Linked DNA regions of Mus musculus: all the other regions are linked to region 1. A link is a loop called in an ENCODE intact Hi-C map of the cell type or tissue named here. Cell type or tissue: left cerebral cortex. All regions are shown on one strand. Region 1 overlaps Slc22a4 (solute carrier family 22 (organic cation transporter), member 4). Region 2 overlaps Acsl6 (acyl-CoA synthetase long-chain family member 6). Region 3 overlaps Pdlim4 (PDZ and LIM domain 4). Region 4 overlaps Rapgef6 (Rap guanine nucleotide exchange factor (GEF) 6). Region 5 has its middle 40 kb from the start of Slc22a5. Region 6 has its middle 11 kb from the start of P4ha2. Region 7 overlaps Gm12223 (a long non-coding RNA gene).

What was found. A loop is a pair of places that touch in the nucleus more often than their neighbours do. Peaks named below come from ENCODE experiments on the same cell type or tissue, not always from the same donor. Only the 100,000 strongest peaks of a DNase experiment are listed, where the experiment ranks them.
Region 2: it touches region 1 in a loop (2.0-fold over the local background); 5 of 42 quality-filtered maps call a loop at or near these places.
Region 3: it touches region 1 in a loop (8-fold over the local background); 29 of 42 quality-filtered maps call a loop at or near these places.
Region 4: it touches region 1 in a loop (3-fold over the local background); 3 of 42 quality-filtered maps call a loop at or near these places.
Region 5: it touches region 1 in a loop (5-fold over the local background); 10 of 42 quality-filtered maps call a loop at or near these places.
Region 6: a loop joins it to region 1, with 9 times the contacts of the local background. A loop is called at or near these places in 23 of 42 quality-filtered maps.
Region 7: it touches region 1 in a loop (10-fold over the local background); 27 of 42 quality-filtered maps call a loop at or near these places.

The regions. Positions count from the first base shown.
Region 1 is chr11:54,000,118-54,004,117 of GRCm38, reverse strand. The region is part of intron 3 of Slc22a4 (solute carrier family 22 (organic cation transporter), member 4); the gene reads left to right. Among named protein-coding and RNA genes, the nearest start is that of Slc22a21, 22 kb to the right of the region's middle. In left cerebral cortex, CTCF peaks have their summits at 1,240 (motif pointing left) and 1,824; DNase peaks (open chromatin) are centred at 1,214, 1,506 and 1,797; H3K27ac peaks cover 370 bases.
Region 2 is chr11:54,352,392-54,356,391 of GRCm38, reverse strand. Acsl6 (acyl-CoA synthetase long-chain family member 6) reads right to left here. Exons shown (of 21, transcript NM_001033598.1): 20 at 3,330-3,401. Among named protein-coding and RNA genes, the nearest start is that of Gm12224, 9.1 kb to the right of the region's middle. In left cerebral cortex, a CTCF peak has its summit at 1,580; DNase peaks (open chromatin) are centred at 1,591 and 2,945; H3K27ac peaks cover 507 bases.
Region 3 is chr11:54,052,905-54,056,904 of GRCm38, reverse strand. It overlaps Pdlim4 (PDZ and LIM domain 4), which reads left to right. Exons shown (of 7, transcript NM_019417.3): 4 at 581-762; 5 at 952-1,115; 6 at 1,431-1,548; 7 at 1,666-1,977. The coding sequence ends at 1,870. Among named protein-coding and RNA genes, the nearest start is that of Pdlim4, 14 kb to the left of the region's middle. RefSeq lists an enhancer at 1-242. In left cerebral cortex, a CTCF peak has its summit at 2,471 (motif pointing right); DNase peaks (open chromatin) are centred at 519, 2,465 and 3,623.
Region 4 is chr11:54,532,905-54,536,904 of GRCm38, reverse strand. The region is part of intron 1 of Rapgef6 (Rap guanine nucleotide exchange factor (GEF) 6); the gene reads right to left. Among named protein-coding and RNA genes, the nearest start is that of Rapgef6, 12 kb to the right of the region's middle. In left cerebral cortex, a CTCF peak has its summit at 1,782 (motif pointing right); a DNase peak (open chromatin) is centred at 1,786.
Region 5 is chr11:53,929,915-53,933,914 of GRCm38, reverse strand. No RefSeq gene overlaps it. Among named protein-coding and RNA genes, the nearest start is that of Slc22a5, 40 kb to the right of the region's middle. In left cerebral cortex, a CTCF peak has its summit at 2,357 (motif pointing left); DNase peaks (open chromatin) are centred at 1,771, 2,096, 2,360 and 2,720.
Region 6 is chr11:54,087,507-54,091,506 of GRCm38, reverse strand. No RefSeq gene overlaps it. Among named protein-coding and RNA genes, the nearest start is that of P4ha2, 11 kb to the left of the region's middle. In left cerebral cortex, a CTCF peak has its summit at 2,426 (motif pointing right); DNase peaks (open chromatin) are centred at 2,432 and 3,037.
Region 7 is chr11:54,254,970-54,258,969 of GRCm38, reverse strand. Gm12223 (a long non-coding RNA gene) reads right to left here. Exons shown (of 9, transcript XR_003949549.1): 7 at 3,377-3,543; 8 at 2,046-2,122; 9 at 1-690. Among named protein-coding and RNA genes, the nearest start is that of Csf2, 7.1 kb to the right of the region's middle. In left cerebral cortex, a CTCF peak has its summit at 1,784 (motif pointing right); a DNase peak (open chromatin) is centred at 1,795.

The sequences.
Region 1 (4,000 bases):
CTATGTAGCAATACCATGTCTCTTAAAAGCAAAACAACAACAACACTTCACCATAACAAATATTATTATGTCTGTAGAGAGCAGAGACGTTTGTGTAGAAAGAAAAGAGCTGCAAGCAGTAAGTGATGTAAGACCTGGGAAGGGTGGGACGTGAGGGTCCCTCTGGATGGGAGGACAAAGTCAGAGCAGCCCCGGCTGGGAGCAAGGAGTGGTCTATGCCAGACAGCCTCATCCTCTGATGCATTTTACTTATTTAACTTGTGTCTGTCTGTCTGTCTGTATGTATGTATGTATGTATGTATGTATGTATGTCTCTATGTGTCTGTGTTTGTCTATCTGTGTGTCTATCTGTCTGTCTCTGTGAGTGTTTATGTATGCATAAGTATGAGCTCAGGAGTGTGGGCAGGTTAATGCAGAGGGAAACACTGGATGTCCTTCACAATTGCTCTCTGCCTATTTTTCTAAATGAATGTTTATTTTGTATGAGGAAAGGGGGTGCATGCAAGCCATAGCACACGGGTGAAAAGCAGAGAACTAGTGGGACTTCATTTTCTCCTCCCACCACGCTGGGCCCTGGGAGTCAACTCAGCTGACCAGGACTGGCACTGAGCCAGCCAGCTGGCCATTCACCTTATTCTTTGGCATAAACTTACATTAAACTTGGAGCTCTCAGGTAACTTACCCCAGAGGCCTCCTGTCTCTGTCCCATCAGCACTGGGTTCTCAGGCGTGTTCCACAGTGCCCAGCTCTTTTAAGCGGGTCCTGGGCATTTGAGCTCACATCCTCATCCTTGTACTGCAAGCACTTTATCCACAGGCCCAGCCACCCAGCAGCAGCCCCAGCCCCCTCAAGTACCACAGCTCTGGCACTGCCTTCCACAACCCTCCTTCCCACGTGGCCATGGCCTCGAGTGCAGGGTAGAGAAGAAGAGGGCCAGGTCAAGGGTGGGCAGGAGCTTAGGTGTGTCAGGCCAACAGTTAACAGAGAAGACTGCACTCACAGGGCTCGCTGTCTGCTTGGGTCCACCCTTCTCATTCTAGCGGGCTCGGAGGGAAACTGCTAACATTAGGTTCTGGGATAACACTTGTGTTACGATCTTAGGTCTGAAGGCCTGAAAGTGTCGCTGAAAACTGATCTGTCCCAGAACAGATGGCATCCCAGGCACTTCTACAGGGGAGGAGGACTTTGTGGAAAGACAGACATGGTGGCTGCTGGTTTTCCTGCAGCACAGCAGTGCCCTCTGGTGTTTCACGAGTAAAACAGCTACTTTCCAGGCTTCTGTTGGTTTTCTTTTCCTTGAAGCCAGATTTGAACCTAACAGATTTTCATTTGAGAAGTTCCCTGAACTTTGATCTTCCCAGCTCTGGGAATCTGGATGCTTGGGATGGTAAAATGTTCATCCTGGGGATTAATCTCTGTGTTGATTCCAGAACCTGAATTGTTCCCAAAGCAGTACAGGAATGAGCCTTCTTCTAGGCTGCTCTTAAAAACCTCACTAGGCTTGCAAGAGTCTTAGGATAGTACAAAAGGCCAACTAAACTCATGCTCCTCAGAGCAACACACACAGGATACACCTCCCAGGGTGGGGGAAGTGAGACTCAAAATCAGGGTCATTGACCCTCTCACCCCAGCTTTCTAGGCCCTGTGTTAGTCTCAGGCATAGCACCCTCAACCTGCCTACAGACTGCTGGGTAAGATGCCAGCAGTGGATCTCCTTCATCCCCTGTAAAGAACCGCTTCTCAGCAAGGGAGGGCTTGGTGGAAGGATGGACCTGGTGGCTGCGGGTTTTCCTGCAGCGCAACAGCGCCCTCTGGTTCTCTGTCTTCAGAAAACCTAACCACCTCCTGCCTTGACTGAGCTCACTAATTCAGTATTTTTCAGACTTCTAACATCAACACCCAACCACGACCCCACCCCACCCCTGCCATCCTTGCTGTAGCTTCTCTTTAGACATGTTTAAAGCTCATTTGATCCAATCCATATGTTTCCCTTTCAATGAGCATACACTTGATGGCATGTTCTATAACTTTGGCTACCAGGGATCTCAGTCATATTTGAGATTTAACTACATCAATTACATGGCTTTTTATCAGCCACCTATTTTGTATTGTTTTTCACTAATTTATTAATGTACATATCTTTTTGTATTAAGGATCAAACCAAGGGCTTCTTGCATGCACTGTATAACTAAGCTATACTCCAACCTTTAAATGCTTTAAACTTGAAATATAAATTTGTCCTGGCCTATTTGAATGAAATAGCATAGCCAAATACCATAGGCTAGCTTATCTCAAAAACCCAGATCTCATTTTCTGTGTCGTGGCAGCAGAAGTTGGAGTCCCCCAACCACACTGTATCTCCAGTCAGGAAGCAGAGAAATGAATGCTTGTGCCCACCTGGCCTTCTCTTTTTTATTCAGCCCAGCACCCTCTCCCATACCCTGGCTCCACCCACATTTATGGGGACCTTTCTCCCCAGTTAAGTCGATCTAGAAACCTGATGAGGTAATTTGTTAAATCTGCTCTATCTCCTGGCAGGTACACACACACTTCTCACCACCTGCCCTTATGTTCTGGATCCCAGATGGAAACACACACACACACACACACACACACACTTTATATTTTAATATGGTATAACTAGCTTAATGGTTAGGCCACTTCTGAACCTCCATGTGGCTAACACACTCCCCTCCAATATTCCTGAGTTAACACACTTACTAAATCTGTATTTTATCCTTGCTGCCCTGGACCCTTCTGGGGTCCTCCAGGGGCTGCTTTCCCCTTTGCATCTACATTTCAGCCGTCTCTCCCTCCTGCACTTTCCCGGTGTGGTCTCCTACACCCTTGTCATGGTGGGATGCCCTCTTCCTTCTCTTCTGCATTTCTTGTCCAGGAATCCTAAAGGCCCCACCTCTGTCTCCCTGCCCATCCATTGGCTGCTGGCAACTTTATTTCCCAGTCAGAGCCAACTGGGGACAGGGACCCTCAGTTCAGACGTGTGGGTTCCCTGTGATTTTGGGAGCCGAATGAACACAAATAGCATTAGAACCAATCCACAACAGAAATCCCTCACAAATATGCCAGAGATTTGTCTCCTAGGTGATTCTAGATCCCATCAAATTGACAAGCAGTATTAACCCTCACAGGGGGACTTAGCATAGAGGAGCCCACACTCTCTACCCATTATGATGCAGGGCACTGCCCCCTCAGTCCATCCTAGCACATCCATTCCCCAGGCTTGTCTCCTGAGCTAGAATGTGCAGCAGGCTTCAGTTGCATTGGGGTGCATGTCCTGCTGCCTCCTTATGGAGAGTGCCCAGTGCTTCCTGGGGCTGGATGACAAAGGGAAGGTAGAGGAGCCAATTAGTGGCATAATCTCCTGGAGCTGCCCATGGTCTCGTCAGAACTAGGACATGCTCTTGTATTGGGATGTGGGGATTCTGTTCTCCAGAGACCCTGAGAAGCCAGGCTTTGCCTAGGATCAGAAGCCCATGGGACAGAGGGAGACTACAGGGATCTGGGTGAGCCAATCTGGGAGTCATCTCTGCCATGGGTCTTTCCCCCAGGTGAGCACACAGGGAGCTTCTTGCATCTGCCAGACTCGGGGCCCCTTCCTGGTGTCCCTCAGAGAGAACTTCTCTCTTAGCCAGTTTAATGATCAGCCCAAGAAGAACTGAAAGACATTCCGCCTCACAAGTGGGAAAGACACATTCCCCTGGTGTCTCCACTAGCATCCCAGCTGAAGGACTGGTCCATAAGACAAAAGGGTTTGCCCCAGGCAATTTTCTTCTTGAAAGCTAGACATGCATAGGTTGACAGATACGGCTTACATCTTGGTTTTATCACTGTGTTGAGGTTTGTTTGCTCTAGGATTCTGATTTGTTTGGGTTCTATTCATGTGTGTATGTGCATGTGTGATGTTCAAGTGTGTGTATGTGCATGTGTGGAAACCAGAGATTGATGCCCTATGTCTTCCTCTATCACTCTCTCACTGAAT
Region 2 (4,000 bases), 350 kb before region 1:
TCCTATTTATTTATTTATTTATTAATCTACTCATTTAGATATGCATCTTCTAAAGATCTCTGTCAATTACTAATGGCTGACCTATTTCTTAGAATTGCATGTTTCTGGAATTTATGCCACAGTAAATCCATTTTTGTTTTCTAACTCAAAGTTTAGTACAAGCAACCCAGCCCGGTAACCCTGAACTCCTAAAGTTTATACAGGATAACGTAAACGCTGGATGTAGTTAGGTCATTCTTCATGTGTTTAGAGCTAATCCTTCAAGGCTGGACAGGTGGCTCAGCAGGTAAGAGCACTTACTGCTCTTGCAGAGGACAGTGGCTTGGTTCCCAGCACCTCACAACCATTCTGGGGATGTGGGGTCATCTTCTGGCCTCTGAGGGCAGCATACATTCACGTAGTGCACTTAAATACATGCAGGCGAGCCACCTGTAAAAATAGGGCTAATCCTTAATAGCTTCCCCCTCTCCCTTGAGACAAAAATCTCACTACACAGCCCTGGGTTGGCCCTGAGTCTCTGCTCCTCCTCCTGTCTTAGCCTCCCCAGAGAGGGGATGGCAAGTGCGGGCCACTATCATTGGTTGATGGTTTTTGTGCGGGCCACTATCATTGGTTGATGGTTTTTGTGCGGGCCACTATCATTGGTTGATGGTTTTTTTTTGTGCGGGCCACTATCATTGGTTGATGATTTTTGTGCGGGCTACTATCATTGGTTGATGGTTTTGGGGTTTGTTTGCTTTGTTTGTTCGCTTGAGACGAGGTCTTAGAGCCTCAGTTGGTCTGGAGCTTGCTTTGTAGTTGGGACAGCTTTGAATTTCTGATCTCTCTACATCTACTTTCCTCGCGCTGGGGTTATATACACTGCCTCCATGCCTAGTGGACGTGGTGCTGGGTGTCAAATCCAGGGCTACATTCTCGGCAACGACTTGCCAGTTAAACCACACCCCCAGCCTCTGGCCACTTAATTTTGAAAAGGGAAAAGACCAAGGCAAACATGGACTGTGGATCAATTGGGGCAACCTCTGTGAGGGACAGCCTGTGTCCGGAGTGCACCTTCCTCTGGACAGGAGTCCTGCCATTCGTCAGCAGAGGCTCCGTGTGTGTGTGTGTGTGTGTGTGTGTGTGTGTGTGTGTGTGTGTGTGTGTGTCTTGGGGTGGCATAAAGCAATGAGGACAGAATGACAGAGAAGACCAAGAGGTGACAACTTTGGCAATGACACCGAAGACCTCTGGGATGCCACATGACTTTCCTGCATCTGAGGTTACCATGGTGAGGGCAGATTATTAGAGCAGAAACTACACAGGCACAGGGAAACTCAAGGACTCTCTTTCCTCATTAGTGTTCTAACCAAAGGCAATGGAGAACACTGCGATTTTAAGGTTCCTAAAATAATCTTAAGGAAATAAATGTCACACACACACACACACACACACACACACACACACACACACACACACATTCTCTCTCCCCTCTCTCTCTTCCTCCCTCCCTCCTCCCCGCCCCCAATTTCATTTTAGTTTTTAATCTGTGTCCCGTGTAGGTTATACATCTCAGCACCAACAGATGGCGTACAGAGCTTGGGAATTCACAAGGATGTCACCAGGTGCAGCCCCAGCTGGTCCTTCAAATTGCCCCAGGATACAGGGTCTGGAACCACTCAGGGGTAGCCCCTGAACCACATGACCACATGTGATCCAGCCACACAGATCCCCATTAAGGACAGACCACACAATACGTTCTACCACATTTGGAAATTGAAATAACCATAGCGGCAAATATGGACCTTCTACTCTGAAAAGTACCAATTAGCCACCGTGCTTTGGAGTCGAGCTTTAGCCAGCCTGAAACACTTAACTGACAAGCAAAAGTTGGTTTCTCAAATTGGTTAGATTTAAACATCTGTTCCAAGAGGAAAACAATCTTAAACACTTAAAACCGTAGCTGGATATGGTAGTTAGCTCACACCTGTAATCCTAACATTTGGGAGGCTGTGACAGGAGAATTGCAGCAAGTTCAAGACCAGCCTGGGCTACATAAGAAGTAGCAGGCCAGCCTGCTCTGACCTGAAACCACTATAGCATGAGACCCTGTCCAAAGCCAAGCAACACAACAATAAAAAAAGAAACCTTTGTGCATAAACATATTTTGATTCAGATTAAACATAAGAATTTTACACTTAAAAACAACTTTAAAATTAGTTGTAGGCTATCATCAAAACTGCATTTAAAATTTAAAACTTCTTATAAGCCTTGCAGATCCCTCATACTATATTTTTTGGGCGATTTTGATAGAAAACATGTTTGTTTGTTTGTTTGTTTGTTTTTTAGACAGGGTCTCTCTACAGAGCCCTTGCTGTTCTGGAACTATGTAGATCAGGATTGCTTTGAATTCAAAGAGTCGCCTCCCACATGCTGGGATTAAAGACATGTGTCACCAAACCCTTTGAAAAAGCAGTTATTGAAAAAAAATTTTGTTTACCCCCCCTCTTTTTTTCTTTCTTTCTGTGTGTGTATGTGTGTAAACAAGCATTCGTGCAGAACACACATGCATGTACAAATACACACATACATGTGTGGAGTTCAGAGGTCAACTTTCAGGAGTTGGTCCTCTTCTCCCATTATATGGGGCACAGGAACTGAACTCAGGTCATCTGGTGTGACAGCAGGCACCATTACTTGCTGATCTATGTTGCTGTCCCCAGAGAACAATTATGGATGCTGATAAAAGACAATTATCTCAAAGTCCAAAGGATAAAATTTTTATTAGCGTGTTACTATTTTCTACTTGGAACCTTCCTCTCTTTGGCTTTTACTTAAGAGTACAGATGCTAGCAGGGAGGTGGACTGAGCATGCTCAGTCCTGAGCCCAGCTACAGAGAGTCTCAGAGGAACTGAGTGTCCTTTGTTTGCAGGGGCTTTGTTTCTTTCTCCTTTGCAGAAAGGCCACTGGGCTGATAGTGTCCTCTTAGCAAGTAAGCTTGCCTGCAGCTGCTAAGACAGCAGTGCCCATAAAAGTAAAAATAAGGTAGGGTGCTTGGGAGCCTGACCGGCCCACATGATCTCTCGGGGACAGCAAGGCTTCTATTTCGGCCTTATGATCGCCTGCGGTTGTAAGGGCAACGAGCAACAGCCTTACTTACTTGTCCAGCGACCTCATTTAGCTCAGGAGCGGGAGGTGTCAGTTGGCTCACAACAGCCCTTCAGGGGGTCTTTGTGTGTGTAGCCTTCTGGTTGGCCACATACCAGGCAGGGAAAGAGGCCAGGTCAGGGTCAACATGCTTCTATGTAACATGGGGGCGGGGGGTGGGTGGGTGAGAAAGGTCAGTTACCTGTTCAAAAGAATGCAGTCCGCTTTCTTTCCCCAGCATCACCATGTCATCCAGAATGGCTTTCTTCAATTCCTGAATTGAACCATGTAAGTGAAACAATAACACATTTCAAATCAGGGAGGGGGGGCGGTGCAGATAGAGGGAACAAAGTTTTGAATTAAGGTCAACCAGTGAGAGAGACACATAGGTCTCTTCTCTATTGAGGGTAACCTGGTGCCATGCCAATCTATACCTCTCTCCGGGAGAGAAAGGGAGGCAAATGGCCCAAGAGGTCACTGTGGGTGGGTTAGGGCATGCTTTGTTTAAAGTGGTCTGTTGGTCAGCGTGGAAGTGCTGTCACTCCTATGCAAGCTTGGGCTCAGGGCAGGGAGAGTAGAACCAGAGATGCCAGCCTGCATCTGCTGCTGAAACACAGAACAGCAACTCTCCCTAGATGTCAAGACAATTCCATGATGGAGCGGTGGGTGCTTTAATCGGAAAGAGCTGTGTACTGTTTCCATCTTATCTATACCTGTTAACCCAGTACACATGAGATCCACCTTTCCTTGGCAAGGGGCAGAGAGCCTGTGTTCACATCTGACTCTGCCATGAACCAGCTGTGTGGTCTGGGACAAATCACCTCCTCTTAGACAGCTCCCTTCCAAGCTATGGGGCAGTGGGGTTAGATAAAC
Region 3 (4,000 bases), 53 kb before region 1:
GTGTATTGTCCTTACCCATGTATGTGTCTTTAAATGCACTTATGAGAGTATGTGTGCCCTGTTCACATTGCAGTGTGTGTTTGCGTGCCTGAGGGCTGAGGTCAGCATAGTTTTGGACTCTGCATGGACATACACACCCAGACCCTGTTCAGAGCCACAGAGCCCCTACCTTGTCCTTATAAGCTGAGAGGCAAGCTCAGGCCACTCTCCCTCCAACCATGGACACTAGGCTGCTCTTGGAGTGGTGAGACCCAGTCTCTGCTCCTTGCTTGCTCTGCCCCAAGAAAGCTACTTTTGCTGCTTTTCTGTGGACTAGGACTAGAATGCAGGCCCAGAGGAGCTGACCCTCCTAGAAATACCCCTGCACCTCAGACTTCCCTTGGAAGGACCTTCAAGAAAGAACTAAGGGCCCCTTCTGACTGTAGAATACGAGTTCCTATTCGTATTCCAACCATGGACCCTTTTGCCGGCTGGGCAAATAGCCTGGAAATGTCAGAACAGAGGTAGCTAGCCAACACAGTCAATAGGAGGGGTCAAAGGTCAGAGGGCCTCCTAGTGCCTCCAGATCTTGCTCTTACAGGACTGCAGTCCAGCCACCAGCAGGCGCTCCTCAGTCTCTGGGATTAGTCTGGAGGACAACAGATCGGGCCTGGGATCTCCATATGGTCAGCCACCTCGCCTTCCAGTCCCTCACAATGGCAGCAGCAACGAGGCCACCCTGCCAGCCCAGATGAGCGCTCTGCATGTGTCTCCACCCACCAGGTAGGACAGAGGCCGGGCCTTTGAAGTCACACCCAGATCAATCTTAATCCTTCAAATCTCTACAGTTCCTTCCTGGCCCTTGTCGTTTGATCTAAGAGCCTCAACTCACATAGTTATAGTTTGACTTAGAAGGCTGCCAGGCCCAAGGCTGGAATTACCATGCTGGCTTTCCATCTCTCCCCTTCCCAGTGCCGACACAGCCAGGGTTCTCCCTCGGAACCGGGACTGCAGGGTAGACCTGGGTTCAGAGGTATACAGGATGTTAAGGGAGCCAGCAGAGCCCACAGCCTCGGAGCCGAAACAGTCAGGATCCTTCCGCTACCTGCAGGGCATGCTAGAGGCTGGCGAGGGCGGTAAGACTCCCAACACCTTACCTCCCCTGCCTCCCCTCCCCCTACCGTGCCCAGTTTACCCTTCACCTTCCAACACCACCCAATCCACACCTTCTAGCCATCCACCCCCTCTTCAAATCCCTCTGTGCCTTACTGTGACTGTGCTCTCACCCTCCCGATTCCCACTCCACCACCCACGTGACTCTCCTTTACCTCATACAAACCAAGAACTTGTCCTCTAAGCTTCTGGTCATCGTGTTCCAGAAGCAACATCCTGCTGAAGTAGGGTTCTTATCTCACCTACCCCATCCATACCACCTGCCCTCTGGATTTCAGGGGATCGGCCTGGGTCTGGTGGTCCCCGGAACCTCAAACCAGCAGCCAGCAAGCTCGGTGCTCCACTGAGTGGCCTGCAGGGGCTACCAGAGTGCACGCGCTGCGGCCACGGGATCGTGTGAGTACCCAGTCTGCCCACCTGCACCCCCACGACCCCACTTCTGTTTTCCAAGGCCATGGGTAGAGGCTTGTCCTAGAATCTGTCAGTCACCTGTCCCTCTGTCCTCCACAACAGGGGAACCATTGTCAAGGCGAGAGACAAGCTCTACCATCCGGAGTGCTTCATGTGCAGCGACTGCGGCCTGAATCTCAAACAGCGTGGGTACTTCTTCCTAGATGAACGGCTGTACTGTGAGAATCACGCCAAGGCTCGAGTCAAGCCGCCGGAGGGATATGATGTGGTGGCTGTATACCCCAATGCTAAGGTGGAACTTGTCTGAGCTGGAAAATCTTGTCTTGCCTCTGCTTCACTTAATGTTCCCTCATGGCCTGTGTAAATATATGTCCTCCTGGCCTTTCTAATAAAGTCCTTCTGCTTGCTCTGGAACTAGCTAGTGTCTGGCCTGATAACCTCCAGTGCAGGCCATAGCTCCAATGTGTTGTAAGATCGGTTCAGGTGTCAGGCCTGTTCTAGACATTAGATTCAGTGGTGAGCCAGACAGCTCTCATGTTGTTCCCACAGCCTGAGTTGGATGGCAGAGTAAGCCATAAGGGATAGTGTCGTTAATACTATGGTCTGCTGCTGTAGTGTAACAAGGAGCCTGGCCTGGGTGAGGTCAGGAAAGCTGAGAATCAAGAGACGGAGGGAGGCAAGAGATCTCTATAGAATCAAGACCTATGCAAAAAAAAAAAAAAAAAAAAAAAAAAGCATGGACCATGACAGCCCTGGTGTGCCCGTTGTCCGCATGAGTGGCCAGGGGTGGTCCCTAGCCTGCATGGGTGGTGCCCCCTTCCTGGTACTCTCTTCCTAAGTCGCTCTCTGTCCATACACTCTATTTTTCTTCTCCTCTTCCTTCCTCCTCCCACTAGGGGGCAAGCTTGACTTTTTCTTGAGACAAAAGTCAGCGCTTTAGAACTAACACTGCCTTTCCCTCTAAGAAGCTTGGTCCTTTTCCCCCACCTGCAGTAGAAATTCTACACTCCTTGGATGCGCCCCAGTTCACTCGAAGTGAGGTCTGCCTTGTACCTTTTGGTTACATAAACCTATTCAGACTCTCACTTTTAAAACTATAAAAGTTACCGGGTTGATGAATGACTGTTGATCGCCATGTTCCGCACAGTCTGGGGAATAAGCTACCATTTCGGTTTTATTAAACATGCAGTAAGGTAAATTTAAAAGAATAAGTGGCAGATGGGTGGATGGATGGATGGATGGATGGATGGTTAGAAGCAAAACAGAACCAACTTGGCCTCAAAATGTCCAATAGGAATCGACTAGGGAAGCCCTTTTAAGGCAGTCAGTTGGAGTTTCTAATGAAGAGAATTCCCTCCGGTGAGGATTCCCAATAAAAGGACAAATAGCAACAGATAGAGATGACATCATCAAACAGACAGCCACAACACCCAGCCGAAACTGACTGGGGAAGCTGAGGCAGCAATTAAAATTTCTGAGTAAACTTTCTGAGCTTCGGCGCTTCCTGATTCAGGCCCTTTCATATCATGGGATAAACAGTAGTAATGTCTGGTCTGTACTGCTAGCCACTCTCACCTCTCTGTCCCAGAGTTAGAGGGGCAGCCCATTCACAGGCTGGCATGGGGCCTTAGAAGGTACTTTGACGGGTCTGGAGAGATGGCTCAGTGATTAAGAGAACTGGCTACTCTTCCAGAGGTCCTGGACACAGCTCACAACCATCTGCAACTCCAGTTCCAGAGGAGCTGATGCCCTCACACAGACATGCAAGCCAAACACCAAGTTGGAGTCTCTGAAATGGTGGGGAGGAGAGCAACCCTTATTACCCTGCTTCCAGAGTCGGCTTCTCGATGAACTCAAACAGCACATAGCGCTGTACCACTACGACATGCATTTCGAACCCACAGCTGTCCAGGATCCTAAATCTGTGGACCTACCCCACTGCTTGCTCTGGGTGAGAAACCACCTCGGCTCATTTGTTCAATGAGCCTGAATAATGTCCATTTGTGCTGTGTATTCTGGGCTACCAGAAGGCTGCTATCAGCTCACATTCTAACCATCTGCATTCAACAAGACCCACCCACTTCCTCCCTCTCTCCGACACTGAAAGTTTCCACACATTATTTTTGGTAAATAAGATTTACTGTGTGTTGGCTGCGTGTCCAGTCCTGAAATGACAGCGAGAAACAGTGTCTTTCCCCTCAGTCCCTTACAGAAGTTCTCATAGGAATTACCCTAAAATTTTTGACCACTTACCCCAGATTTACTTAACTTCTTATTAATAACTGATAGGAATTTTCCATACCTCACCTTGTATGTATGTGCGTAATATTAGCTTTTGTCCCTGAGTGTGCACAGGTATGTGGAGACCAGCGGCTGATGTTGGGTGCCATCCTCTGTTGCTCTTCCAACGTAAGTTCTGAGACAGGGCTTCTCACTG
Region 4 (4,000 bases), 530 kb before region 1:
CTTTGGTTTGTTCGTACCTTTATGATCATGTTGAAGTGCTACAATTTAAAAATAGTTAAAACTAAAAGATGTTTGTATGCATCACAGAAACCATAAGGAAAAAAATCTATAATATACAAACCAAAAGTAATAAAGAATCAAGCCACACTACTCGAGCCAAATAGTAAGTAAAGCACTAAACCATCAAGAAAGACTACAAGAAAGGGAGAAAGAAAAAAAATAGGAGCAACAACAAAACTAGAGAATGCATTACAAAATGATTATGGTAACAGCATACCTTTCCAGGATTACTTTGAATCTGAGTGAGTTAAGGTCCCCAGCTAAACAGTCTCGGGGTATAATACTGTTTTCCTAGCATGTACTAGGCTTCAGGCTCAATCCTCAGTATTATAGGCAAATAAACAATTCCCAAACACACAAAGAATGATTAAATAGAAAAACTACTCTATATGCTTATCAGAAATCCAGGTCAACTCTAAGGACACATACAGATGCAAAGTAAAGGAATGGAATACTTCTATCATTAAAATGGAATCCAAAAGAAAAACAAAAACAAAAAAACAAAGGTCAAGAGTAAAAAGAGACAAGAAATATCACTGTATTATGATAAGGGATTAATTCAGCAGAGAAAGTAACTTTCCTAAATATATGTGCACCCAAATAAATAAAATACTACTGAGGAATGCATGCATACGAAATGCACGAACATATGAACATGTTATGTATTCATACATTTATGTACACAAGCACATCTACAAAGTAGAAAAATTCCATATAACTGTTTAAAATGTTTCTGCCTCCCAAAGTAATTTAGTGACTCAATGTAATGTAATCTGTATCAAAATACCAATGACCTTTGACACTTTACACAACCCCCCCCCCACTACCACCCTGAACTTGCAAGAGGTATTTGACCAGATGGAATAAGTCAGAAGACAAGACTATCCCAAACAGAAAAAGACATGAAAGAGTTTTGGAAATCCACAAAGGGAGTGAAAGAATATCTGAAAATGCCAAAAAAAACCCACATGTGATTAACCAAAAAGAGTAGGCAAGCATAGCATCTGTGCCCAGGCGGGGAATGGGAGAAGCAAGGGCAAAAGATAAGCCAAGCAAGTCAAGAAAAGTACAAAGCCTTGATAAGCTTCAAATCCTGTTGGGAGGTTCTGGTGAGAAACAAATTCCTTTGGTGGAAAAATCAATATAAACTGAAGTTCCACTTCATCACTTTACATTAGACCCCAATGGCAGAGCCAGATACCATCTTGAGATGGAACCTATTGTTAAGCTGAGTGGGGAACCAGAGGTCTGGAAACTGCAATCAGGCCTGCCAAAGACATAGGATGAAGGAAGGCCCAGGAAAACAGCTATAGAGAACAGTGAGCTAGATAAAGGCTGGCAAGCTGAAGGGCACAGGGAATTGGGGGGACTCATCCAAGCAGGCAAGTACATAAGGATGATAGTCTCTTATCAATAGTTCATTTATTGAAATGATTCTGGAGTTTGATAGCCTGAGATCAGTAGCTCATCAACCTCTGGAGCCATCAACACTTCCAAAAGAGCCTGAGAACGTTGGAGGTTCTGTGGTGTACTAAAGAACCACTGACATATCAATCTAGCAGAGTGATTGAAAACCAGGAGATCTTTAAAGTACGGAGACATGTCCTTCCCATGTGCTTTGACTTTTTCTCACACTTTTGAGGTACCCGAGAGAAACATTCCCAACAGAACTTCTGCCAGGGGAGAGAACCTGCCACAGGGTGCAATTTAAGTATGGCCAGCAGAGGCCGCTGGTGTTCAGACAAGGAAAATTATCAATGAAGACAGCAGTGCTAGACACCGCAAGTTTACCTAAGAAACACAGCAACAGCATAAGCTCTAGGAAAGACAGAAACCCAGTTTAACTGACCCCCTCCAGCCCTCACGCACAGAAATTTATTGAACAATATATTTCTCTTTTCTCTTATATCATTCTGCCATGTATCCTCCTCGTTCCCACACTATTTTTAAATAGCACTTTAAGCTATTTTAGATGATCTTATCTTTTTTAGTCCCCTTCTTGCATTTACCTAATTTCGCTTTTGAATTTTCTCATTATTGGGAAATCTTTATTTTTCATTTAATTTTTTTCTAATTTCTTGTTCTTTTCTCTTCTCTTCTATACTTCTCTATTGCTTCTTTTTCCTTTCTTTTAATGTATTTCTCCCTTTTCCTGCCTTTCCCCTTCATTTATTTCATCCACTTACTATATCCACACTAACCCCTTAAACGATTTTTTTTTTTTTTTTTTTTTTTTGGTTTTTGGAGACAGGGTTTCTCTGTATAGCCCTGGCTGTCCTGGAACTCACTTTGCAGACCAGGCTGGCCTCGAACTCAGAAATCCACCTGCCTCTGCCTCCCCAGTGCTGGACCTTAAATGATTTTAACTTCAAAGCACATTATATGCAACCTTGTCATTTTATGTCCTGTGATAATTAACAGATGACATCAGTGGGCTTCAATCCATTGTCAAGTGTATTTACTGTGTAGAGTCTGTTGCAGTTTGCTGCTAATAGTAGTTTGTCTTCTTCTCTCTGAATGGTAATGGGTCTGAGCAATTATGAATGACCAATGAAGAACTCAAGGAGGAAATGTAAAAATACCTAGATTCAAATGAAAATCAAAGCACAATTTATCAGAACCTCTGAGATATAGCTAATGTAACAGGCCCCCAGACCTTAGAAACACAGACACTATGCTAGAAGCAACGTTCTGACTGTAAATCATAACATGTAGGCCTCAAAGTGTGCCAAAACAGGAACATAGATGTAACCCATCAAAGACCTAGTCTACAGTTCCAGGAAGTCTCGAAATGTACTAACCTTGCTTTCTGGCTTCTGTAGTTCTGCTTCCTGCTATCTGAACTATGACAACCAGGATATGTTTTTGGTGCATAAAGAGAAAGGCTTGGGGCTGCATGATGTAGGCAAGTTCCCAATGCAGCTGCAGGCCAGCAATAAAGAATTTCTTTTCAGTTTTAAGAGTTTCTGTGTAATGGTCTCTGGTGGTCTTAGTTTTACCTTGAAAAACTAAGGCAGTGATGAGAAAGTATTTGCCCTACTGATGTGATGAGACACAAGGACCATGGCAACTCTTATAAAGAAAACCATTTAATTGGGGCTGGCTTACAGTTTCAGAGGTTTAGTCCATTTATTAGCATGTCTAAATCAGGAGAGAGAGAGAGAGAGAGAGAGAGAGAGAGAGAGAGAGAGAGAGAAAGAGAGAGAGCTTGAGCTTTTGAAACCTCAAAGTCCACCCTCAGTAACACACTTCTTTAAGGTCATACCTTTTAATAATGTCATTCCTTGGTGACCAAGCATTCCACTCTAGGAGCCTATGGGGGCCATTCTTAATCAAACCACCAGTTCTGAAGTTGTTAGGTAAAATGTTGTGATATGGTATTAAAGAATGACAAAGGAAAAAAGTCTGTGTTCAGTATAGACACAATCTCATCTACAATACTTTTTTCTTTTACTTTTGCATTGGTGAGGGATCAAACTCCAAAAACTCACACATTACAGGCAAACATTATACCATGGAAATACAGCCCACATCCCTTCTGAAAACATTCCCAATCTGCAGTTGTATGGCCTTCCAAAATTACACTTGTAGGTACACAGTGTAATGGCCAATCTTAATTGTCAACTTGACAGGATTTAGAAAGTAGTAATACACCCTAGGCCTTGTCTAATGATGGTGTTCTAGAAAGTTAATATGGATGCACAATCAACCTTATGGGCTGTGTCCTGGACTGACAAGAAAAGAGAAAGTCCGCTGAGCACCAGCAAGCACCTGTCTGCATTCAGACTGGAGGTGCAGTGTGACCAGCTGCCAAAGCTCCTGTTGCCATGCCTCCCTGCCATCATGTTCTCTCTGTTCCTCAAACTGTGAGCCAGAATAATTCTTCCTTATGTTGCTTTTGATATGTATTTTGTCAGTGAGAAAAGTAACTAATATACAA
Region 5 (4,000 bases), 70 kb after region 1:
TCTCCTAACTGCTAAATCACAGGCCATTTATGGGACAATTTTATAACTTTTAAAATGACAATTGTATTTTCCATTTCCTCCTTTTCTGTATAGACTCTTTAAATTTTTAAATTAATTCTGTATGTGTACTGGGGGTGCATTCACATGAATTAGCACACATATGAAGCTCAGAGGACAACTTACAGAAGATGATTTTTGCATTCTACCATACGAATCCCTGGGATTGAACTCCGGTGGTCAGGCTTGGCAGCGAGTACCTTTATTCTCTAATCCACCTCACCAGCTCATCATCATCATCATCACAGCACTGGGATCTGTCTTAGGGTTTCTATTGCTGTGATAAAACACCATGACCTTTTAAAAGCAAGTTAGGAAGGAAGATGTTAATTTGGCTTTCACTTCCACATCCCTGTTCATCACTGAAGGAAGTCAGAACAGGAATTCAACAGCTAGGGAGGGGTGCTCCTTACTGGCTGGTTTCTGTAGCTTCTTCAACCTGCTTTATTATAGAACCTGAGACTACCTTCCCAGAAGTGGCCACACCCAACATGGGATGGGTCCTGCTACATCAATCACTAATTAGAGAATACCCTACAAGCCTGCCTGCAGCCCCATCCTATTAAGGCAATTTTCTCAATTGAGGCCCCTTCCTCTCCTGCAACTCTAGTTTGTGTCAAGTTGACAAAAAGCCAGCCAGTGCAGGAGCTAAGCTCAGAACCTCATGCATGTTAAGAAAGTTCTCTCCAGCCAGGCAGTGGTGGCGCACACCTTTAATCCCAGCACTTGGGAGGCAGAGGCAGGGGGATTTCTGAGTTCAAGGTCAGCCTGGTCTACAGAGTGAGTTCCAGGACAGCCAGGGCTACACAGAGAAACCCTGTCTCGGAAAAACAAAACCAAACACCCCCCCCCCAAAAAAGAAAGAAAGAAAGAAAGAAAGAAAGAAAGGAAGAAAGAAAGAAAGAAAGAAAGGAAGGAAGGAAGGAAGGGAAGTTCTCTGCAGTCACTAGTAGCACATGCCTTTGATCCCACCCAACAGTAGGGAGGTGGGTGTATCTCGGAGTTTGAGGCCAGCCTGATCTATAGAGTGAGTTCCAAGACTTTCAGGGCTACACAGAGAAACCTTGTCTCAAGAAACCAGAGAGAGACAGAGACAGAGAGACAGAGGGAAAGTGCTTCCCATCAAGCTATAGCCTGACCCATGGTATTTTAGATGCCTAAGAGAAAGGACAGTGGCCCGAGGATCTCATAGCCCTCCTGGGGCTGGCCGTCCACGCATTCTCAGGAGCAAGGAGCTTTGGACAGGACGTCCTGGAGAGAGACAACAGGGATCTGAAGTCCTTGCTCTGGGCTATGAAAGCAGATGGTTGGTGGCCTACAAAGGGAGAAGTGTGACAGGGGAGCCAGAGCAGTCCTTCCCTGTCACAGGAGCAGTGAGTGAGGAGTGTGTCAGGCAGTCGGTCCTCAGATGAGTTTTACGTTCTGTTTGTTTGTATTGTGTGTGTGCTCACAAGATGTGTGTAACTATGAACACAGGAGTATGGGCATGTACAGGCCAGAGGGAACCACTGGGCGTATTTCACAATTGTTCCCCAAACTATTTTTTAATGTTTTGGGGAGAGGGGTGCACATATGTAAAGAGCAGAGAACTAGTGGGACTTAATTTTCTCCTCCCACCACGCTGGGCCCTGGGAGTCAACTCAGCTGACCAGGACTGGCACTGAGCCAGCCAGCTGGCCATTCACCTTATTCTTTGGCATAAGCTTACATTAAACTTGGAGCTCTCAGGCTAACTTACCCCAGAGGCCTCCTGTCTCTGTCCCATCAGCACTGGGTTCTCAGGCGTGTTCCACAGTGCCCAGCTCTTTTAAGCGGGTCCTGGGCATTTGAGCTCACATCCTCATCCTTGTACTGCAAGCACTTTATCCACAGGCCCAGCCAGCCGCCCAGCAGCAGCCCCAGCCCCCTCAAGTACCACAGCTCTGGCACCGCCTTCCACAACCCTCCTCCCCACGTGGCCATGGCCTCGAGTGCAGGGTAGAGAAGAAGAGGGCCAGGTCACGGGTGGGCAGGAGCTTAGGTGTGTCAGGCCAACAGTTAACAGAGAAGACTGCAGTCACAGGGCTCACTGTCTGCTTGGGTCCACCCTTCACGTTCTAGCGGGCTCGGAGGGAAACTGCTAACATTAGGTTCTGGGATAACACTTGTGTTACGATCTTAGGTCTGAAGGCCTGAAAGTGTCGCTGAAAACTGATCTGTCCCAGAAAAGATGGCATCCCAGGCTGCTCCAAGTCCCAGAAGGACTTGAATGAAGGACAAGTCAGAGTGACTTCTGGTTTTCCTCAGCGCAGCAGCGCCCTCTGGTGTTTTAGAAATAGAATAGCTACTTTCCAGGCTTTGGGGGTTGGGGCGTGGGGGGGAGTCCTCAAAGTTAGATTTGAAACCCAACAGATTTTCATTTGAGAAGTTCTATCTGTCCTTGCACTTTTATCCTCCCTGCTCTGGGAATCTGGATGCTTGGATGGTAAATGTTCATCTTAGGAATTACCCTTTTCATTGATTCTAGAACCTGAATTGTTCCCAAAGCAGAACAGAAACGAGCTTCTTTCCGCTGCTGCAGCTCTGCCAGCTCTGGGAAACTCCAGAGGCAGCTAATTTCTGAATAGCGTGTCTCAAGGTTCAAGGACGGGGGTGTGTCCTGACAGCTGAGAGAGATAGTGTTGTCTCACGGGCCAGTGACTGGTCACACACAGAGGAGAGTCATGGGCAAGTCTCCTAGAGTCTGACTCCACACAGGGTCTTATAAGAGCCACTTCTTGTCTCCTGGACAAGACAGTCTCTGTGTCTGACACTGGCCTCTTCCTCAGAAAACAACATTGTCAGAAGGCAGCTGTAATAGTTACTTCCCATTGCTGGGATAAAACACCATGACCAAGACAACTTATAAAAGAAAGAGTTTAATTGGGCTTACACGTGGGGGTCCCTTCAAGCATTATGGCCAACAGGGAAAGGAACCTCAAAGAGGCGAAAAGAAAACTCAGTTCAGCTAGGCTCAGTTAGGGTGAACCAAACTATCAGGAATCAAGAGTCTGATGCCAGGTGGTGTAAGCATATTTTAACCAAGTACGGTTTGGAAAAGTTTCCAGGCAGCAATTATCCTGATTTCAGGCACGCAATAACCCTTAATGTGTGACTGCATAGAATTTCCTTTGCAGAGTACATGGGACTATGAAGATGGGTTCTAGACCTCAAGGGTCTAGGATCTGGTGTGGTCTCTGACTGAGACAGCATAGAGATCAGCAGGCTATAAAGTACATGTGACACCCCCCTGAGGATGGATAGTACTGATTGGGAGCTAAAGGACTAGGAAGAGAATCTAAGATAAAATAAGCATTCTGGGTACTTGGGTGAGGTCTGGCTCTACAGATAGCAAAGGTCACTGGGTCGTTAAGAATATCATCTCCCAGGCTTCTGGATGGAAAACAGGTATTTATTTCCTACTCTGAGGAGACACCCTTGAGTGATGAACGTTCCTGGTTTCTCCAGCGTTTGTTTGTGAGCATGAGGAGTCATAGGGTCAGAGTCTGTGATGGTTGACCAAAGGCATGCTGGCAGGAATAGCTCTGAGCTCTCATCTTGACCCATAAGCAGGAGTAATAATGCAAGTCCTTTGAAACACCAGCCCCAGTCCCCTATTACACACACCTCTAACCCTCTAAGCCTTCCCAAATGGTTCCACCAACTGGAGACAACATATTCAAATGTATGATCCTGTAAGGAACCACTCTCATTCAAACCACCACAGCTGGCATGATTGCCCTATGACATAAAATGGCCTTTATCTGAGCCCGTGACTTTAAAAATCTGAAACCCCATCCTCCCTGAAGTTCCCGAATCTTGGTTTCTATCAACATTGTCCACCCTGCCCTTCCTTACTCCCAGGACACACCCTGAAATTGCTACTCAGGGCACAAGGCAAAGGCCTTCTTTTGTGGTACTTGAA
Region 6 (4,000 bases), 87 kb before region 1:
TACACACGCTCTCATCTCTGAACAATGCTATAAGTTTCCCTGCCCCTCTTGACAAGCACACTTAGACAGTTTCTATTCAAGTGTATTCCCAACATATTCTGCTCTGAAATACAGAAGGACAAATCAATCAATCCAGCTTGAACTGGTTTGTCACACATTCACAGTAAGACAAGTTGTGCCATCTACAATGGTTTTAGGGGAAACCCCCTATTTACCACCTTATGATTATGCTAAACATAATTAGGCATGCCTTTGGTTAAAGTCAGATGGGAAAGGATATATGTACAGTAGAAAAAATATTGTATGATCTAATCTATTGATCAAAATAGAGAATTAGCCAAACTATACCTTTTAATATCCAGCCTCTTCTCTTGGTCGCCATAAGAGGAAACTCTTGAGTCTCTCACACGTGTGCCCGCCTGCACTCCCGACAGTATGTCCCTCTATAATCTGTGTTAATGCTTTGCTCCCAACAAACTTATTTTGATTCTTTGCAAATCTGTGTGAGCCCTGGTTTTCAGATCTCTGAATGAGAGAGGCCAAGAACCTGGGAACCTAGCCCAGATCCCAAACACCAGCAAAAAGATAGAAATAAAGGATATTAGAAAATGGTTATCTGGGTAACTCGTACAAGATCACCACATGGGGTAGAAGTAGCTACCCCTAGCCCCAAGCTACCACTCCATCAGAGGAACCTGGGGCACCAGTGTGACTATGGCCTGTTCCCATGTGTCCAAGTATCCCAGCCCTGCTTGTGGCCCCTCTGCTGCCTCAAATGTTCTGCTGGGATCAGCTCTGGCCACAACTCTCACCAAACTCCTCTCCCTTGAGTAGACTCCCACATCTGAACTTGGTCATTAGGAACACTGGCCCAATTCCCTGACTCAATACAAAAAGGCCAACGCATTCTTCATTCCTCTGGAGTCTCTGACTACCTCATACTGCATCTGACACATTCCAGAATGCTCAGATCCCATAAAAGCACATTTTGTAATTTAACCTTGTAAAAACATGGCTGAGCTTCAGTAGACTCATTGCCATATAAAAATGTTACTTCTACTCACATATAATATTTGTATTTCCTCCTTTTGTAACTTTCTGCATTTTTTCACAACTTGGAAACTTGCATAACACTCTGAAAAGCTTGCATTTGAAAGGCAAGATGAAAGGAAGAGTAGATGAAAGGTTCTTGCTAAGCCAAAACATTGACATAGACTACTCACATGCACACACACACACACACACACACACACACACACACACACCTATGCAAGCACACAGGGATTCACATATGGGCATGTGATGGTTTGTATAAGCTCAGCCCAAGGAGTGGCACTATTAGAAGGTATGGCCCTGTTGGAATAAATGTGGCCTTTGGGGAATGGGTGTGTTACTGTGGGTGTGGGCTTTAAGACCTTCATCCTAGCTGCCTGGAAGCCAGTATTCTGCTAGCAGCTTCAGATAATGATGTAGAACTCTCAGCTCCTCCAGCACCATGCCTGCCTGGATGCTGCCATGTTCCTTGATGATAATGGATTAAACCTCTGAACCTGTAAGCCAACCCCAATTAAATGTTGTCCTTTATAAGACTTGTAAAACCCTATCTAAAACAGTGCCCAAGTTGGCTTTGTCTTCTCACATGACAGGGACAAGTTTGTCTTCTGTCCCCTGTCTTTTATCTTTTTCCTTGGCCTTGGTCTAGAACCTAAATCTTTAAACTGGGATTGGGGTTTTCAGGTGGTATAGAGGTGGCTCAGCACTCAAGAGCTGCTCTTGCAGGCGACCCAACTCAGCTCCCAACATGCACATGACAGCCCACAACCCTCAAGTGCCCTCTTCCGAGCTTTGTGGGCACCAGGCACACGCATGGTACATGTACATACATGCAGGCAAAACACTCACACATATAAATAAATAAATAGATAAATAAATAAATAAATAAATAAATAAATCTTTTTTAAAAAAGCAAACCAGAACCTGACTTGATCCTTACCCTGAAGCAGCTATCTAAGGGCCCTGGGTCCAGCAAACTGTTTTCCTCCCTCATCTGCTGGAACCAGCGCCCTGGGTGAGTAGGGACAGTTGAGAGAGTGTCCCTCCCTGGCTGAAAAGTGCATGATTCACATGGTAAGAGCAGAAGGGCAGCCTTCTCAAAGCAGCTACACTCTGGGACACTGACTGATGATAGCTGTCCAGGACAATCGGGACTCTCCCTCCGCAGTCACCAACAGCCGCAAGCCAGGCTCACCCTCTTTCCTCATCCAGACTGCATTTCCTCCTGCTCCAGCTCAAAGTACTAACACAAGGCAATGTGCACAAGACAATGACCTGTGGGGCCTTAAGAAAGAGGGACCTTTGAGCCCTCCCCTGAAATGTCTGTCATTCTGGCTCAGACTGTTTTAGCTGCAAAAATAAAGATGGCCGCCAGGGGGGAGTGAAGTCCACTATGGGACACTCAGTTTAAGTGTCATCACTGGCCTTGCTCTAAGAGCCTTCCTGATATTCAGTTCTCGATCCTGTCCTCCCACCCCCAAGCTCCAGTTTAACCCTTCCTATTCCATTAGCCTTCTATATCACTGTGTTCTGTTTCTCCTCCCTTAAAAGGCCCTGCCTCGGCTCCTTTCTGACCTCTATGGGTCAGATGGGACACGCGTATCTGAAAATGCAAAGCTAACATGCACATGTGAGGAAAAAGCATGCAACATTTGTCTCTCTGGGTCTAGGCTACCTCATTCAGAATGGTACTTTTCCAGCTTACATATGTAGTCCATACATAATATGTACGCATTACATTGCTTCCATTTACGTATGAATTTCCTACTTTCATTTTCTTAACAGCTGACACTGTGTACATGTAGCACGTTTCATTATCAATTCACAGAGTGATGGACATCTAGGTTGTTTCCAATTCTCAACTATCATGAAAAGAATGGCAATGAACATGGACGTAGTTCTCTGTGGTAGGGTATAGAGTCCCTTGGGTATATGCCCCAGAGTGATATAGCTGTATTGTATAGCAATCTATTTCTAGCTTTTTGAGGAACTGACACACTGGTTTCCATGGTGCCTGTGCCAGTTTTCACTCCTGTCAGCAATGAAGTGCTCCCCTTAGTCATTCTGACTGGATAAGATGAAAGCTCAAAGTAGTTTTAATCTCCCTGATGGCTAAGGATGCAAGAGTTTTGTTGCTGTTGTTGTTTGTTTGTTTGTTTGTTTGTTTCAAGGCCATGTGATTTTATCTTTTGAAAGCACTCTTCTTAATTCCATGCCCCAGTTTTTAAAATTGGGTTGTTTGATTTTTTTAATGTTTATTTTTCTTAAATAACTAATTTTAAAGCCCCTCTGACTGAGTGGGCGCCCAGGTCTCCAGTGTGACAAGATTCATCTAGGACCCCTGCTTACCACATCAGTATGAGCACATGGGCAGATAGAAGTGTTCCCCAGATCCTAGAGAGTAGCTTCAGCCTGGGACTTCCAGTATGGAAGACACGGAGGATGTCGGGAAAGTCCCCAAACCTCTGCCCAGCCTGTGAAGGCCTCAGCAGCCGCTAAGTTTACTTGCAGCCTTGGAGGCATCCAGGGATGTAGAAGCCTATGGCCAAAATCAAGAACTAATCCTGCAGAAAGGTCAGGAAAGCGCATGGGAAGGTGACTGGCAGAATCCTGGACGAACCCAGAATCCCCTTGCTCCTGCTGAGATGAATTCCTCAGGACACGTGGGACTGCCTCCCTGTCCTTATCTGGGTTCCTAGGATGCTGTGGGTTGCTTCTGTGGTTGGACTATGAGTTCATGGAACATTCTGTCATGCTAAACATAAGTAACACATAACAGACATTACCTATGCTGGAGAGCGTGGTGGACCCCATAGGCTCACATATTTGAATGTGTGGTCCCCAATTGATGAAACCATTTGGCAAGGATTAGGAGATGTGGCTCTTTTGGAAGAAATGTGTCACCAGGGGTGGACTTTGGGGTTTCAAAAGCCAACCATTCTCTCTC
Region 7 (4,000 bases), 250 kb before region 1:
ATTGTTATCTGCTGCATGACATTAGTCTCAGCGGTGGAGTTTACAAGCATGCAAATCGGGAAGCATTCTCTGTATTAGTTTGCTTCTCCGTTGTGCTAAAGCACTGACCAAAAGCATCTTGTGCAGGAAAGGATTTCGTTCAGTTTACAGACCAGTCTAGCATCAAGGGAAGCCAAAGCAAGAACTCAAGGCAGGAAGTGGAGCCGAGACCAAGAAGGAATGCTGCTTACTGGCTTGCTCAGTGTGCATTCTTACACAGTTCCTGACACCACCTGCCCGCCCACAGTGGACTGGGCCCTCCCATATTAATCATTAATCAAAAGAACCCCTTTCAGACATGCCCACAAGCCAGTCTGATAGAGATTCTTCAACTGAAATTTCACCTTCCTAGGTGACTCTATTTGTGTCAAGTTGAAAAAAACCCAGTTAACACACCTCCCAACAGACTCTCCCTGGAATTCTGTTTTACTTTTCCAGCTGTGAGAGCCTCTCTCACTGGAAGTGGGGCAGCAGTCCATTACTTTTCTCTTGCCTAGCTGATTCACTGAAGGACACACTCTTTGGAGCCATGGCCAGATACCACAATGTACTCAGAGCACTCATGGGACACAGAAGGCCCTGGGATGAGAGTGATGTCTGACACTCTCCCCAGCTCTGAGTTGGACACTGAGGTGGCCCAGGTCTCTGTTGCTGCAGAAACATACAATAAGCAGAAGTTAGTGGCTGGGTAAGGAGAGAGTTCAGAAACACAAGATACATTGCAGGCAGGGAGTGGAAGGAGGAGGCGACATTCCTGAAGTGAGAATGAGCCTTCTCAGACATCCTGTGGAACGTCCTGGAATTGTCCAGTCTGTAGCCTATGGCCAGCTTGAGTCAGAAATGACCACTGACCTGTCTTACATAGGTTTACCTGTGACCTCAAACCTCAGACCCTGTCTGGGGACAGCACAGCCTTGCCCAAACACTGCCCTAGGTTAGAATCCAGAATCAAGTTGTGGTTGGTTCTTGATAGGATTTGGAGGAATATTTATGTGCCTTGGACTTAGACTGAGTGTGTAACCCTAAATACTGTGTAATGGTATTTGCTAGTGGAGTCTTGAAAAAGAGAGAAAGAAGGAAAGAAGGAAAGAAGGAAAGAAGGAAAGAAGGAAAGAAGGAAAGAAAGAAAGAAAGAAAGAAAGAAAGAAAGAAAGAAAGAAAGAAAGAAAGAAAGAAAGAAAGAAAGACGGACGGACGGACTCCGGGCTAAAGAGATTGCTCAGTGGCTAAGAGCATGGACTGCTCATATGGAAGGCCCAAGTTCAGTTCTTAACACCTTTAGGTGGCTCACAACTGCCTGTAGCTCCATGTCTGAGAGATCTAGTGCCCTCTTCTGGCTTTAATACACACAGAAGTCCCACCACCTCCCTACACATAATTAAAAACATGTCTTTAAAAAGAAAAGGACTCCTGGAAGCCCCTTGAATCCCCTTTCCATGTGAAGACATAGTGTGACAGCTGTCTGTGAACTGGGCGGGGGGGGGGGGGTGCTAACAAGCAACTGGGCTGATTGGTTCTTTCTCTTCAGACTTCTCAGCCTCTCAAACTAGAGACAATCCTTGCTGTGCATAATTCCTTGTTATAATGACCCAGGGGGACAGGTCCTTTATTATGCCCAGCCACAGACAAAAAAAGGGCACTGACTCCCTGATCCAACATCATCACAGAGCTGGGTGGCTTGCAGCTGTCATGGCCCTCAGACTGCCCTTTGTACTAGGTCAGTAAGTCCATCCAAAGGGCAGCAGAGGGCAGCAACACTCCATGGTAGATCTGAGAGGACAGGCTGATAAGGCCACCTTCTAGAGAGTAGGTCACACCAGCCACTAGCAATTTCACTTATCTTTTATCTTAATTTTACAAGTACAGCTTTCCAGGAGGGCAAGATAGGAGGCACATCTTTTCTTTACCTAAGATGATGTGGGACCCCAGAAGAATGAATCAAGGAGAAATTTCCAGAAAGGCAAGTATCTAAGGAAAGGAACCTGGCTAAACAATTTGAGACTCACCAGACAAAGAAAGGTTTTTCCTCCCTGGTTTGGATTACCATTTGAATCAGTTGCTGAGGACCTCCAAGGCTTTCCCCCTGCAGAGGCAGGGATAATGAGATAGAGGTTAGTGCCTACTGGAGCCTCCTGACTCTGTCCAGTTAGCCAGCAAAATGCAAGGAGAGGTGGGGGTCGGTACATGAAGGGGATGGATGGATAGTGATCTCGGGTGCCTTACACTAGAAGCGATGCTCAGGAGTTCACCCAAGGGACAGGACTCCCCCCAGCAGGCAGTGGATGGGCAAGATACAGGGAGGAGTCAGGTATCCGGTTCTGTGTGGTAAAGACATAGATGTCTTTAGTGTAGGGTGAGTTAGGCACAGGAGAGTCTGAGTAGTCAAACCATTCAGTGTGATTGAGGACCTAGTGACCAAGGTGGAGGCAGGATCCCTTCTGACCTCAGCTGGTCCCTTCACCTCATTCTTACTTCTCTATTCCCAGAACAGCCCAACCAGCATGACAACCATGGAGATAAGAAAACTAAATGACCGAGGCCTGGGGTGTGGCAGGTGTAGAGATGTGCATGGTTACTGAATTTACAGCAATAGGAAAGGGCCAGGGCAGAGGGAGGGAGCTGTGGGTATCATCAGAAATCAGTCCTAAAGAATGGAGAGGATGGGGGTTCCAGGGCCTGGGATGGTGAGAGAACATGGAGGAGAGGGAGACCCAGGTTGACAGAAGGAGTTCTCATGGGGTGAATGGGGCTTCTTTCTCCTTCAAAAAACTTGAATTTGGGCTCATGGCCATGGATGTGTATTGGGCAAAGATGCTGTCTTCCTGGAGTGAAGAGGGACACAGAATCCCCACGGGGACCGAAGTTGTCGAGGATTGCCCCTATTATGACGGTAGAAGAGACTGAGGCACAGAGAAGCCCAGGCCGTGGGACTCATGAGCTTCTGGAGCACTAATCCTCACTGTGTCTGCTGGTACCACTGAGGCACAAGAGCCCTTCATCTGGCCCGGGGCCCCCATGGGCATGGATCCCTACTGATAGCCTGTGCTCCCACATGCTTCAAGTTCTAGCCTGAGTATGCACCTGTCACTGCGCTCCTTTGCACTCCCAGAAGCACCCCATAATACTTTCACATGCTTTTCTGTCCCTCTTTCCTACTTCCCTGCCTCCCCCTACACCAGAGCTTAGATCCCTCTGTGATTTCCTCTGTGTCCCCAAGCCCCCCCCCCCCCCATGCCTCTGAGAGATAGCGTTTATGAACTCAACTGCAATCCCTACAGTCACTGTCACTCGGGGCTTCCTCTGCTTCTCATACAGCTGCTGGAGACCCCAGACTCACCTTTCACTTCCATCCTGGGTGGTACAGACTTTCCCCGCCCTGAGCACTCTCTGATCCCCAAGGTGTATAGCCTCTTAGTCTTGGAGCTTCGTATCTTCCCTCTCAGATGGCAGCCTTCAACTCTGACTGTTGGAACTTCCTTCTGTAGATGCTCCAGCTGGGACCTCCTAGAAGTACCCAGACATGTCCTGGAGACCAATCCAAATAGCACAGACAACTGATGTGGAGACAGGGTGCCCCTATGAGCAGGGAGTTGGGGACATATCAGAAAGGAGGCTAGACACTAAGGCTTCACATCTGGCACCAGGACATAAGTCTCCCTTCTTCCCCCCTTCTCTAAGCATATACTGTAACATATTTGTGTCCTGGCCCCATACGTTGGGGTGAGTGTGATAATAAAAATAAAACACATCCAGGCCAGTAAGAAGGCTTGGTGGCACTTGTGGCCAAACATGACCACCAGAGTTTGATTTCAAGGACTTGCAACAGTGGGTTAAAGCACCTGCCATCAAAGCTGATGACCGAGGTCTGTCCTAGGTTCTCAGAGTGGAACAAGAGAACTGTCCTCTGAGTCCTACATGCAAGGCATGCGTACCATCACACAAACAACTGAATATTAAAACA